2 separate regions of the Homo sapiens genome follow, and region 1 is linked to region 2. Evidence: read pairs that join two places in POLR2A ChIA-PET (ENCODE). Cell type or tissue: MCF 10A. All regions are shown on one strand.

Region 1 (2,500 bases), 240 kb after region 2:
TATCCTACATCGCAAGATCTGGTAAGGGGCGCATTGGATAGGACCATACAGACAAGGAAAGTGATGACATAGGTCTGTGTGCCACACAAAATTACATATGAGCTACAACAGGATCAAAATCTGTGTTTTATAAATACACCTACTATACAAACTGTTTTTATCTCCTGTTTCATTTTTATTAAGCTTTCTTTAGTAAAATCTGAATGAAAAAAATCTAACCAGTCTCAGCTATGTGAGGATGAAAAAAGCAAGTGAGTAATGGAGCTATGGTGTCCTGAGGTGGCCGCAGAGAAAGAAAAGAGACATTCCAATTCACTAAACACTTACCACACATGAGGCTTTATAAATATTATTTCATTTAAACCACATAAGAGGCTGTTAAAATAGATGGTCTTTTTCTTTTCCTCTTTTTTTTTTGAGATGGAGTTTTGCTCTTGTCACCCAGGTTAGGCAACAATTCTGCATCCAATTCTTTCTTCGTTTCCATAGCCACCAAACTAGTTGGGGTGCAATAGCATGATCTTGGCTCACTGCAACCTCCGCCTCCTTGGTTCAAGTGATTCTCCTGCCTCGGCCTCCTGAGTAGCTGGGACTACAGGCATGTGCCACTACCCCTGGCTAATTTTTTTGTATTTTTAATAGAGATGGGTTTCACCATCTTGGCCAGGCTAGTGTTGAACTCCTGACCTCAGGCGATCCGCCTGCTTTGGCCTAGATGGTCTTTTTCCCATCTTACAGAGAGGAAACCTGACCGTATAAATAAATTACTTGTAGTAACACAGCTACAGTGGAGGACAGAATCACGGTTCAAACTCAGGTCTGACATCACTGTACATAATTGCCACATAGGTGGCAAAAATAAGAAAGAGCTCTGCAGAGTGAGATGAAACTTAGAGCCTGGAAGCTGAAGCAAGCTCTGGAAGCTTCTCTCTCCTGTTAGAATTATTATAATAAGCTTGTCTTCCCTCTGACCATGTACCATCCTCTGGTGTGATTATTTAAATATGTAATTCTTTTACATCTGTGAAGAAGATGCCAGGACTAAATCCCCTTTCTTTCCAGGGTACACACAGAGTGTGAAGGGTCAATATAAGAAATACACACCATATTTAGAATGCTACATGTGCAGCTAACATGAAATGGCATCTGCTGCACACTGCCCAGGCTAGCCAAGAAAAGAAATGCTCCAGTCTGAATTATGAAAACACGTAAATGAACAAGAATTTCAGTTTTTTACCTCATGAGATTCTGTATAAGTAAAAAATCCACAAGAGTACAGGTTATTTTAAATCCTAATTTTAAAAAAGGTAATACTCTGTTACTAAAAAAGGAAAAGCATATTTGTTTTCCTAATTTTTGTTTTCCTAAATCTTATAGTTGGTTAAAAACAGTTTCTTTCTTTTTTTTGAGACAGGGTCTTGCTGTGTTGCCCAGGTTGAAGTACAGTGGCATGATCACAGCTCACTGCAACCTCTGCCTCCCAGGCTCAAGCGATCCTCTCACCTCAGTCTCCCGGGTAGCTGGGACTACAGGCACACCACCATGCCTAAGTTTTAAATTGTTTGTAGAGTTGGGGTCTCATCATGTTGCCCTGGCTGGTCTCCAACTCCTGGGCTCAAGTGATCCACCCGCCTCAGCTTCCCAAAATGCTGGTATTATAAGCATGAGCCACTGTGCCTGGCCTAAAAAGAATCTCTTACAGAAACTTTTACTTGTAAACACTTCATAGAAATGTCCAAATATAGGAAACTGGAATGATAACACCAAGAATTTGCACCAAAACTATGGCTTCTGCCTTTATTCTTATCCATGCTTGCTGTCTGTTGAAGTTTAGGACCACACTTTGAATACTGGAGTCCTAGTTACATGACACATAATATCTAAAAAGCATCTGAATAATGCAATACAAAACATCAAAGTTCAAAAAGCATTAGGAGTTATGCTTTTCTTAATGATTTATAATTATTGCTATAGATTGAAAAGCAAAATATGTGCTATAAAGTATTGTTTAGTTTAACAAGAACTAGTTTGAAATGTTTTGTCTTACCTTTGTGAGGGGAGCCTTGAGGAGATGCAGGAGGACTAGAATGTAAAGATGACGCCACAGAAATAGTGTCTTCTGTATGCTTCTTACCACTTATTTCTTCAGTTGTTCCTAAAACTTTCTGAGGTAAACTTGTATCTAAAAATAAAACCAAAGATGCAAATAAGCATCGTTTCACAATTAAAATGTCTATAGTTGCCTAAATCACTACATAACTAACACTATGATGCACAATGGCTAGTGTAGTCAACTGAAATGTGTAAATGACAAACAGGGACTAAATGACTGGGTAATGGCATACAGAGATTCTCACCTCTAGGTTATTCATTCAAATTCAGCTGGTCAGCATGGACCAGATTATATTAGTTTGTCTGCACTTTGTGGTATAAGGGAAATCAATTTAACAGTCTGAGTGCTATGCCCCACCTCCCACAATTGACACAGTGATTTGAAATC
Region 2 (2,500 bases):
TGTCTTTTTTTTTTTTTTTTTTTTTTGAGAGAGAGAGTCTGTCTCCCAGGCTGGAGTGCAGTAGCATAATTATTGCTCACTGTAATCTCAAACTCCTGGGCTCAAGCAATCCTCCTGCCTCAGCCTCTTGAGTAGCTAGGAATACAGGTGTGCACCACCATGCCTAGCTAATTTTTAAACAATTTTTTGTAGAGACAGAGTCTCGCTGTGTTTCCCAAGCTGGTCTCAAACTCCTGGCCTCAAGCAATCTTCCCACCTCAGCTTCCCAAAGTGCCAGAATTACAGGCATGAGCCGCTGCATCTGGCCACTGTGTGTGTGTGTGTGTGTGTGTGTGTGTGTGTGTGTGTAAATATATATATTTTTAAAACCTTTTTATTTTGAAATAATTCAGATTTACAAAAAAAGTGCAAAAGTTGAAGGGTATGAGAATTTCCTTTACCCAGATTCTACAAATGCTAACATTTTACCATATTTGCCTTATTGTGTTTCCCTCATTTTTTTTTCCTGAACTTTCTGAGAGTAAGTTGCAGACATAATGCCTATTTACCCCAAATGAACATTTTTAGAATTATGACAGCCCATTTGGGTCTAGATCTCCTGGAGAAATACCTTAGAGTATATTTTTTTAAGATACTTCAGTGTGTATTTCCTAAATATACAAGGACATTCTCTAATGTAACTGCAATATAATGACCAAAACCAGGGTATTAATATTGATGCAATGCTATCATTTAATCTTTCCATTTGTCCTAATAATGTATTTTATGGCAAAAGGAAAAAAAATTCCCTGTGGACCAGTATCCTATTGGGGATCACACATTGCATGTAGTCATCATGTCTCTTTAGGTATCCTTAATCTAGAGCAGTCCTTCAGTCTTTCTTCGTCTTTCATGTCCATGATGTTTTGAAAAGTATAGGCAGGTTATTTTGTAGAAGGTCGTGCAAGCATTTTTTGATTGATAGCTCATCTAGGTTCAGCTCTTCTGGAGAAAAGAAGAAGAAATCAATGTATCTCCTCAAAAATTTGGAATTTTTTTTTTTTGAGGTGGACTGCCACTGTGTCCCCCAGGCTGGAGTGCAGTGGCACCATCTCGGCTCACTCACTGCAACCTCCGCCTCCCATGTTCAAGCGATTCTTGTGCCTCATTCTCCTGAGTAGCTGGGATTACAGGCATGCACCACCACACCCAGCTGATTTTTTTTTTTTTTTTCAGTAGAGATGGGGTTTCACCATGTTAGTCAGGCTAGTTTCCAACTCTAGACCTCAAATGATCATCCCTCCTTAGCCTCCCAAAGTTCTAGGATTACAGCCGTGAGTCACCACACCCGGCCAAAAATTTGTATCTTAAGAGCTTTATCTTAACTCCAGCAAGATGTCTTACCTAGGACTCAACAGGTTTTTGTTGTTGTTTTATGATATTTCTCAATGTGGGCACTATTGGCATTTTTGACAGGACAGTTCTTCACTATGCCAGACTGTTCCACCCATTACAGAAGGTTTAGCATCCCTGGCTCCTGCCCACTAAATTCCAGTAGCATTCTCCAGTTGATATGACCACACAAAACACCCTCTTTTAAGAACAATTGTTATTTAAAATTTAGAATCTTTAAATTAGGAGACCAGTCTTGCTTTTCATATAGTAGATAGTATAAGCAAAATTTCCAGTTGTTTTCATTATCAGTAATTGGTAATTAAATGACCAATAATAGAAGTTTTAGCTGAATTCTCTTCAGTTATTTGATTTGCTATATTTAATGATAAAGGGTTAAGTGGATCATATATGTTTTTATATAATCTGAAATGAGAATGCTATTAATTCTAATTAGAGTCAAGGATGCCACCTTAGATATCAACTGAAATAAAATATCCCTGGAAGATTTATCTTAAAACTGGATATTTTACTATTTTAAATTTTAGGGGGAAATGAGTGTCCTTGCATTTAATTCTAATTTTAGTGATGTTAATTATTCTCTTTTTTTTTTTTCTTTCAGAACTGGTCCCTAGGAAAGACCTTCTTGTAGAAAATGTGCCATATTGTGATGCACCAACTCAGAAGCAATGAGTTTTCTAGAATACAACAAGTCTTTGTACTTTTTAACTTTAAAATCTACAACTCTGGCAAAAGTCCTGGAAATGCAGACATTTTCCCTGAACTGGCATATTGAAAATGAATGAATTACAGAATAGCTTCATATTTAAATTTCATGTTAAAAGGTCATTACTGAGAACTAAAGAACATAATTAAGTATTTCTAAAGGAAATTAGATAAGAAAACATTTCATTTTCATTGAAAATCAAATTTCATAAAGCAAAGTAAATGCTTAGGGAGATATATTCAATCTTTGACCTTGATGAGTATTTGATCTTACCATAGCTATTTGAGAATGTGGTGCTTTTACAAATTGGTGAGTTTTCCTGCCATGTGAAATGCAATTATTACATTTAAATTGTTAGATTAAAATGATATTTAGTCCTGAAAAATATTAAATTGGTCAAAA

Evidence for each region. ChIA-PET counts read pairs that join two places held together with the same protein. Peaks named below come from ENCODE experiments on the same cell type or tissue, not always from the same donor. Only the 100,000 strongest peaks of a DNase experiment are listed, where the experiment ranks them.
Region 1: POLR2A ChIA-PET joins it to region 2 with 5 read pairs; 2 of 35 experiments call an interaction of 5 or more read pairs at or near these places.

What each region holds. Positions count from the first base shown.
Region 1 is chr5:131,437,534-131,440,033 of GRCh38, forward strand. RAPGEF6 (Rap guanine nucleotide exchange factor 6) reads right to left here. Exons shown (of 28, transcript NM_016340.6): 24 at 2,048-2,182. Among named protein-coding and RNA genes, the nearest start is that of CDC42SE2, 170 kb to the left of the region's middle. In MCF 10A, no CTCF peak of the experiment used is centred here; no DNase peak of the experiment used is centred here.
Region 2 is chr5:131,197,538-131,200,037 of GRCh38, forward strand. LYRM7 (LYR motif containing 7) reads left to right here. Exons shown (of 5, transcript NM_181705.4): 5 at 1,994-2,500. The coding sequence ends at 2,064. Among named protein-coding and RNA genes, the nearest start is that of LYRM7, 28 kb to the left of the region's middle. In MCF 10A, no CTCF peak of the experiment used is centred here; a DNase peak (open chromatin) is centred at 1,284.